Linked DNA regions of Homo sapiens: regions 1 and 3 are each linked to region 2. The links are chromatin contacts, found by Hi-C in ENCODE. All regions are on one chromosome and are shown on one strand. Each heading gives the region's core, a stretch centred on a gene start or an enhancer-like site at or near the end of the contact. The rest is flanking DNA. Distances are from core to core; before and after follow the strand shown. Region 1 overlaps TRAPPC12 (trafficking protein particle complex subunit 12). Region 2 overlaps LINC01250 (long intergenic non-protein coding RNA 1250). Region 3 has its middle 6.4 kb from the start of ALLC.

Evidence for each region. A loop is a pair of places that touch in the nucleus more often than their neighbours do. Pooled maps may share reads with other maps.
Region 1: a loop to region 2 is called in a pooled map, with 6 times the contacts of the local background. The contact joins two enhancer-like sites. A Hi-C loop is called at or near these places in 3 of 37 single-sample maps with no recorded cell type and 4 of 50 pooled maps.
Region 3: a map with no recorded cell type shows a loop between it and region 2 (11-fold over the local background). The contact joins two enhancer-like sites. A Hi-C loop is called at or near these places in 8 of 37 single-sample maps with no recorded cell type and 5 of 50 pooled maps.

What each region holds. Positions count from the first base shown.
Region 1 is chr2:3,460,731-3,463,430 of GRCh38, forward strand. The region is part of intron 8 of TRAPPC12 (trafficking protein particle complex subunit 12); the gene reads left to right. Among named protein-coding and RNA genes, the nearest start is that of TRAPPC12-AS1, 21 kb to the right of the region's middle. RefSeq lists an enhancer at 1-825. Within about 2 kb of position 1,326, at least 8 of the 41 ENCODE cell types and tissues checked have a DNase peak (open chromatin) inside an H3K27ac peak, as active enhancers do.
Region 2 is chr2:2,900,091-2,903,128 of GRCh38, forward strand. The region is part of intron 5 of LINC01250 (long intergenic non-protein coding RNA 1250); the gene reads right to left. Among named protein-coding and RNA genes, the nearest start is that of LINC01250, 220 kb to the right of the region's middle. Within about 2 kb of position 1,346, at least 5 of the 41 ENCODE cell types and tissues checked have a DNase peak (open chromatin) inside an H3K27ac peak, as active enhancers do.
Region 3 is chr2:3,650,393-3,653,151 of GRCh38, forward strand. It overlaps a transcript of ALLC not described here. Among named protein-coding and RNA genes, the nearest start is that of ALLC, 6.4 kb to the right of the region's middle. RefSeq lists enhancers at 1,159-1,438, 1,549-2,297, 1,549-1,788. Within about 2 kb of position 1,384, at least 23 of the 41 ENCODE cell types and tissues checked have a DNase peak (open chromatin) inside an H3K27ac peak, as active enhancers do.

The DNA of each region.
Region 1 (2,700 bases), core at 76-2,575, 560 kb after region 2:
AAGACAGGCTTCCCCACAAGACCTTCTTAGGACGTCACCCCAGAGCTCTCAGCCCGCAGGGAAACAGCTTAGAAATCAAGGAGCTGAACTGAGGCTGTCATCTGTTTTTCCGTGTCTCCTGGCTCTCGCCAGCCTGTGCAACGGTGTTTTTTGGCTCCTCTCTTTGTTTGGAACGCACCCCACACCTGGCTCACCTCCCACACTGGGCATCAGGGTGCCCTGTGTGGAGCTAGTGTCCCTGCAGCCAGCTGTGCGTACTGAGAGCTACTGCAGGAATCAGCTAGCAGCAGGCGCTCCGGAGCAGTGCTCGTAACACCTCCTGGGCTGTTCGAAGACAGCGACCTTAACTCCCACACCCATGCGGCTTTCATGGGGCCAAGGTCATTCCTGAGCTTGATTTTCAGCAAGGCAGAGCAGGCAATTTACCAGCGGAGAACTGTGCTCACGGGCTCTGTCATGAACCCTGAAGTGGCAGCCCTGCTTTATGCACGGACCCTGCAGCATCCCCAGAGGTGACTGTGACCCCGGGCACTGCTCCGAGCAGGCTGGGTGCGGGTATAGATTCACAGCCATCAGTGGCTCAGGCATTCCATCAGGAAGACGTGCAGCCCGCACCCCGGCTTTAGCGCAGCCCCAGTGCCCAGTGCGGGGCCGCTGCCTTTGCGCTTCTGCGTCTACGTCAGGCTGGACGCACAAGGAGACTCGGCGTCCTGTTCATCCTCGGTAGCAAGCGACCGTGACGCAGCCTCGCACTACTGCAAGCCTCAGCCTCCTCCTTAAAATAAGGGCATAGATCTGAGATCTCTGAAATCCCTCCCAGCTCTGACATTCACACAGCTCTCTCCTCTCCTTCAACACACTGGATAAAGGAAATTACGGTTTTCAAGTTCTGTGGTTTTGCTCAGAGCAGGTTTTTCTTCCGCTGCCACTCCTGAGATAGTCCCACTGAGGTCAGGTGGCCCGCACAGGTGCTTTGTTCTGGTCCTCACCCTCCTCCCACCCGCCCCCTTCCCTTCTCCAGCCCCCTCTGGCTTCTGCAGCAGGGCTTGCCCACCTCTGAGTGGGAGTGAAAAGTAGGCCCTCCTGCTCCCCTGCCCTGGTGGCCTCTTCACCACCCAAGGCTTGGCCAGCAACCAGGTGACCCCGAAGCACCCGGCCTGACCCCTCTGCCTCCCAAAACAGGCCATTCTCCCTGTGCTGCCTGTGGCCAGCCCTGACACCCCCACCTGGCGGTCTGGGCGGTCCGCAGTAGGCCTCCACCTGCTGAGGGCATTGTCAGCGTCACCTGAAAGTCACCAGCTTGCCGGAACATTCTTATGCAAAGACATGAAGAATCAATTATAAATTCACAGGACTGACGTTTCACTAATCATGGGGCTAAAACTCCCCAGGGAGGAAAGTTCCCTGTTCCACTGGCGGGCTTTCATTTGCATTTTAAGACACATTAATAGAAAACGACGGAATGGGCTTTTCTTTGTGGCACTGTGGTAGTAACACCACCACCAGGCTCCGAATGTGAGTCTTCTTCCTGTATTGCTGGGACTCAGTACAGAACATATTATTGCATTTCAAAAATACTTTTACAATGGACATGATTTAATTTGAAAGTTCAGCTTAAGCTTTCATTTTCATGAGTTAAAAAAAGGAGGCAAAAATGTTGCAATTAAAGCCAAGCCAAGCATATGCACTCTCTTGCCATCTAGTGAGCATACAGGGTATTGCAACAGTGTGTGATCTTAATAATATGGGGTATCCTGTTAATTAAATTATGTATATGGGCTAACAATGAGTTATTTAATCAGCCATTTAATTATCTTGAATAACATTTTTATTACAGTGAAATAAATACCAATTTAACTTCTTAGCAATGAAATGTATTCATACGTTTTAGCCCTGGATAAATCTGCATGATATGCTATAATGCACAGTGGCATGTATTATAAAGCATTGAAAATGTCACTATCTTCACTTTTTAAATACTTCTTCCTCTCCTTAGGCCTCACTGTAGCCTTAGGGCACCTGCACTGGCAGACCATATGGATGCAGGTGCCTGCCACCTTAGGTGGCTTGGGCCCCCCCTCCCCCGGGTGCCCCTGGGAGGCCACTTCCCTCCTGGTGTCCCCACAGCTCGCCAGTATGCACATCAGAACCCGCCGTGGCTCCGCACATGATGGAAAGGAGCACGCAGCTGCATCAGCTACCTTCCGTCTTGCTGAAATTAGACTGCAGAAGTCCTTGCTGGTTGCAGAATGGTTGTAAATCTAGTTTCACGGCCTGTAAACACGTGTGGCTGCTGAAAAGAAATGGTGAAGATTGAGCTAAAATAGACTTGTCCCTGGAAGTAAGTCATTCATGTCCTTTACAAAAGCCAAATCCACAGGATCTGGAGAGTAGGTTAAGCTCTCTTGAGGAGCTTCTTTTGGCCATTTTACCTGTGAAGGGCTGTTTCCTCTTCAGTAAATAAAGTCATTAAGTAACCGTCAACCTAAGGAAACTTTGTAACACAATCCCAAATCCTCATCTGCTGTATTGACGATGGGCCCCCTGAAGTGCCCCAGAATTCTTCCCCCAACTGCAGCCCGGACACACAGACACGTGTCATGTTCACACCTGAGGGACTGGCGAGCGCTACTGTTGCTGAGCTGGTGGGAGTGGCTGCCGGCGGGTGCAGGGGCCCCCGAGATCCCTTCTCTGCCGCGC
Region 2 (3,038 bases), core at 96-2,595:
CTACCAGATGCTGCCTCTCCCTTTTGCAATTTCAGTACCACAATTGAGCAGCTTTCCTTCCTGATAACAGACCACTGGCCAGGGGGCCAGGGAGTGGTTCTGGCCAGTCTAGAAGGATGAAGAATAAGGGTCTTCATGTCTTCTGCTGCACCTTTTGAAAGCAGAAAACTCTACCCTCAAATCAAGCTATCAGCACCATTTTTCTTTAACATGGGTCGAGGAGGCATGAAGCTCAATTGCACGTGCCTGCATTTTTCATTTCATAAATATTCACGACTCCTCCTATAGCTTATTGAATATTTATATTCAGCAACCTCACTCACAAAAAATCCCTGTTCCCTTTGCCCCTGCCTCCTAGTGTCTGTTTCCAGCTTCTGTCTGGAGGCTACACTTCCCAGCCAGTCAGAATGGCTGGTCTGCAGGCTGCAGCCCTTTAGGAGAAATGAAGCTCTCCTTTCCAAATTTATAAACCTCAGTGTTCTTCAGTGACAGGGTAATCTGGTACCTCAATGTGAAGGCACACTATTTCATCACAGAAAAAAAATACAGTAGAAAAATAGAGACTAGTCTTTATGTTGAATGTATAAAACTGTTTATATGTAGACAAGTAAGAAAGGTAGGTTACAAACAGTAGGTATGGGATGAATCACTTCAGTCATAAACAAACAAATGCACACAAACACATATGCCCATAGAATAATAACCATGAATTTATTTCCTCAAACACCTATCTCTATGGAAGGAGTGTTTTAGTTTTATTGTGGGGCTCCTTGTTTCTTCTCATTTTCTACAGTTCATATTAGTAATTTGCAGTCCTACTGACAAATATTATTAAATACAAATAGATCAACCCAAGTGAATTTGATAACTAGTAATGAATCGAGTCAGGCTTTATTGTTCATTCTTTCCTGCCTCACTTTACATGAGCCCCTTAGGAAATGCCAATGAGAGAATACACAAGTGGCATAGAATATGCATGCTGAAATGACTCCTTTTGTGAATAAGTTAATCCCAGAGAAGGCAAGTGACTTGACCAGGCTCACTCAGTGTTAGAACAGAACCTGGGCAGAGTCTCCACTTCCTGATTTAACTCAATACTTGGAAAAGGCCCTGCCACAGAGGACAGGTGTTTTCTTCTTCATAATTACAAAGTAGGAGAGAAGAACTTGGAAACACTAGTCTTACCAAACTGATAACCTTTCTGATATCACTGATGGTCCACTCGCCCATCAGTGATATGTAAAATAATGGGAGGACTGTTCTTCAATTTTCTTTAACACTGATATGAATTCTAAACACAGAGATACAGTAGAATCTCGAGGCAGCATCTTTTGTCGTTTCTGATAAGCACGAGTGCTTTGAGTGTTGTCAAAATGTGGAACTGCAACTCACAGAGGAGGAGGCTGCCAAAGCAATGAGTTTCAGCTTTGCTGTGAAGTCTGACTTGGTTGAGGAGGGCAATTTGCCCTCCAGGATGGGGTGCAGTGTTTAAAATACTTGTCACATGAAGGCAGTGTCTCAGCCCTCCCAGAAGCCGCGATGCACCCCCAGCTACAGCAGGACTGCCTTCACTGCTTCCTACACATTTCCCATTTGCTGGGTTTTGAAAGTCATTATGAAAAGAGAAGCCTTGAAAGAGAAAAGGAAAGCAAATTTCATGGTACAGTCTTTGTGAGCAGCTCTCAGCAGGAAGCATCTCCATGGTGACCAAGGTCTGCTCCTGGACGTGGAAGAGGCAGTCACCACCCCCTAGGTTAGAGGAGACACAAGTTGCCAAATATTAACAGGAAAGACAAAGACTTTACAAAACTTTTTGTGGGTGTTCTCATTCACTCTAACGTCTCATCCAAGGTCTGCTCATGCCTCACAGAAAAGAATGTGACTTAACCTAGACAACACCAGTTCTTCAGGTAAGACATCACAAGCCATCCTCAGGTGGCCAGCGAGGTTCTCAGAAGATCAAGGCCATGGAAGTTTCTCTCCAAGAGCTGTCAGTGGTGGGGAGATCAAAGGCCTCCATTCATTCAATATTTATTCAGCAAATATACAGAATCAAGAATCAAGCTGAGAGCTGAGTTCAGTAAGCCAGGGAGTCATCCAAACAGGTCGCAAAAATCAAAGGGGAGGTGAGAAGCAGGTATCAGAACTCAGCGCCAACTGCCAAGGGAGGGAAGGAGGACCTGGGAGGTTCTGCCGCCCAGGCTGGAATCCCAGGCTCTCCCCACGGCTGTGGTGCAAGCCTGGAAGTGACGAGAGGAAGGCTGGACCAGAGGCACCTCCTGATGGGGCACTCCTCCCCACGTGCTTTTTCAAGAGTAAGGGGGACAGAACTGCAGCTCTAGCCTAGGAGAAGCAGTGCCAAGGGTGATTTCGAGGGAATCAAAGCCTCACTCCCACTCCAGGAAAGGCACAGACCTGCTCAAAAAACATCCGAATGCATGTCTGCACAGAGGGTCTGCACAGAGGCAGAGAAGCATGAGAGGAGGAAGATATGATGGCCTTCACCCAAGGAGCATGGCAGAAGGTACTTCTGGTCCACTAGAAGTCATCCACACTGGCTGGATGCCACTATCCTCTTCTTTTTCTTCAAGCCTCTAACAGGCATATTGCCTGGTCCTGCACTGACCCCTCTCTGTATGAGAGCTCTTAGCTTCAGCTCTGTCGATGGCCTCCCTGGTTCACAGGAATTCCTTCCTGGCTTCCTGTCCCCCTCTCGCCTTCTCCTCCCACCTGTCCTTTTGTGCCGTATGCTGCGTTTATTCCAACTTACCAGTTCTGCAAAAACACTTCAGCTTTGAATATGCTGCTTGCTTTGCCTTAAATATAAGCCCGAATTGTCCTCCCTACTCCACCTCGAGGTGCACATGAGCCATCCCCTGCTCTCTGCTCAGCGCCCTGTCTGGTTAGCTGCCTCTTCCTGACATGGAGTGGAACCCCACACAGGCCATATCCCAGCATGCACCACTTCCCTCTGCGTATATGTCTGTCTTCCCTACTGGCTGGGACTGCTTTGAGGACAGTGACTGTGCTGTTTCTCT
Region 3 (2,759 bases), core at 134-2,633, 750 kb after region 2:
GGCAGCCTGCCTTGCCAGGACTGATGCTGAGCGCTGTTTGCTGGCTACTGAGTGAGAGAAACAGCGCACCACGGTGACTGTCAGGTGGAAGCCTGGTGAGGCCTGGGCAAGCGGGCAGCTGCAGCTCCAGCCCCAGCAGCACCTTGAAGCCCCTCGGCCCGGTGAACATGTGGGCCCTGGCAGCCACCTGCCCCATAGTTCTGTGGGGGTCAGCAGTGCGTGCACCTCCCTTCCAGATGCTCTGCTCCTGGGGCGTCTCGCACTTGTCTGGGGCTCAGTTTACTCCCATACAGGCGAGGAGCTTGGGTACAAACACCTCTGCCTCCACACTACCCCTCCCATGTGGGTACCCACTGTCACGCAGTCCCCACCCTGCAGACCCTCCACCAGGCTTCATGGAGGGGAGTCTGTGTTAATAGCAGGCACAGTGAAGGCGCACGGGGCCTTTCTTTGTACCTGGTTAATTCAGCAGTGTAGGATTATGCTTGCTTTAAAGCAAACGTGAGGGGCTATAAACACTGGGCCTGAAGTCAGAACCATTACCCTGATTTTATTCCCATAACTTCCGAGGAGGAGACCTATTGTGTAGACTGCAGAATCTGATCTGCAAAGTAGGAGGGAAACGGTTTGGTTAAGGAGAGAGCCGGGATTTATTAGGTGCTGCATTGAGGCATGACCGGAGAGCTGGCACGCGTGTATTTCTCAGAGCCCTCTGAAGCGTGGGCTGAGATGGATGAGCGCAGACACACAGCCTGGGGCTGCCCGGCGGTGGCGGCGGATCCGTGGCTCCATACTGCCATCTAGTGGGAAAAGAGGACGAGGACGGCGGCGCCCACACAGGCGCGGGGAGGTTTGCAGAGCCACGGAGGGCGCTCAGGCCGCCGATGCTTGCGGGAATTCTTTTTGGGTGGGTGGGTGGGTGGGGGGGGTGTGTGTGTGTGTGTGTGTGTGTGTGTGTGTGTGTGTGTGTGTGTGTGTGTGTGTGTGTGTGTGTGTGTGTGTGTGTGTGTGTGTGTGTGTGTGTGTGTGTGTGTGTGTGTGTGTGTGTGTTAGGAAGGGAGACGAGTTAAAGGCGTAGAAAGGACAAAGAGCAGGCGGGAGCAGGAGGCAGAGGCCGAGGTGTCAGACTCTTCAGAAAGCACCCGGCCTCGCTCCGCGTGAGTTCTCATCCTCAGTGGCACCCACGTTGTGTCCCTGCGGTGACAGCAGCCACGTAGACCTGACGACCGAAAGAGCAGTCAGGAGAAAGAAAGGTCACTTTGGCCGTTGATGGCAAAGACGAACTCTGGATGGAGGCTGGGCCAACCCCATGCGGAGCTCCATCGGCCGGGGAGGCGGGAAACATGCCCGGCGTTTCTTCAGGGGCAGGACGAGATCCCTGACAGATGTCGCGTGGCTCTCAATCGTCCTTATTCGCGGGCAGCTATTCATCCGGATGCTCCTCCCTTAGGCCTGAAACTGCTCTCGCGCTCTGCCCACGCCGTAGAAGGCAACTCAAGGTCACTGCATGGAAACCGTGCCCTTCGCTTCCCCTGTGGGCCCATCAGGGTCTGTGGCCGGTGAGGGCTGAGGTCACCAGACGCAACCCGGCTCAGCTCAGCAGTTCGGAACCAAGAACCACACGTTTCTTAGTTGCAAGCAGGAAAATCGCAGTCGGGCTAATTTAAGCACAAAGGGAATTTGTTGAAAGCGTTTTGGGAGCTCGCAGGAATTCTGGGAGGCCCGGAGCCCCGCCTCGGTGCGTGTGGAAGGGAACAAAGCCCATGGATTGTGCCGCCCACCACGACCTGCAAGGGCCCCTCGGCTGCCAGCAGCAGGTGCGGGTGGTTGCTAGGCTGCCCGCTGTTGCTATGGAAGCGGCTGTGCTGCTGTGTTTGCATTTCACTAGCTTCCTGTGCAGAGCCTGGGGGCCGGTCTGTCTGGTACCTAGAGCTCGGGGCCATTTTGTGGGCCTGCACAGGTTGTGCACTGCACAAATCCAGAGCCACTATTCATAGAGCTACAATCCGCACAATTCTACATGGAAGCTTTGTAGGCGTCCATGCCTTAGATACAAAGGAGGCTGGGAAGCACATATTTTTCCATTTCTATGGTGGGAAGAAAATGTGTTTCCTAAGGATGGAGATATCCCAAACAGCGTATATCAGTTAGCTTTTGTTGTGTAACAAACCACCCCAAAACTTTGTGATTTTTTTTTTTTTTTTTTTTTTTTTTTGGAAATGGAGTCTCGCTCGTTTAGCAGGCTGGAATGCAGTGGCGTGATCTCGGCTCACTGCAGCCTCCCGGTTCAAGGGATTCTCTTGCCTCAGACTCCCAAGTAGCTGGGACTATAGGCGTGTGCCACATGCCCGGCTAATTTTTTGTGTTTTAGTAGAGATGGGGTTTCACCGTGTTGCGCAGTCTGGTCTTGAACTCCTGAGTTCAGGCAATCAGCCTGGCTCAGCATCCCAAAACGCTAGGATTACAGGCGTGAGCCACCACGCCTGGCCAAAACTTAGTGATTTTAAATAATAACCATCCATTTAACCATTAATCTTAACTCTGTAGTCAGCAATTTGGACTGAGCTAAGCTGGGCAGTTGTTATGGTCTTGGCTGGGCTCACTCTGGTGTCTCTGGGTAGCTGGTGGGGTGGCTGGTCTCCAGTGCATCAGCTGGGAGGCCTGTCTGCAGCCTGCAGATTCTCACTTCAAGTAACTGGCCTGAACATGTCTGCAGGGTGGCAGCAGCATTTTGGCGCTGCTTCAAAAAGAGTGGGTGC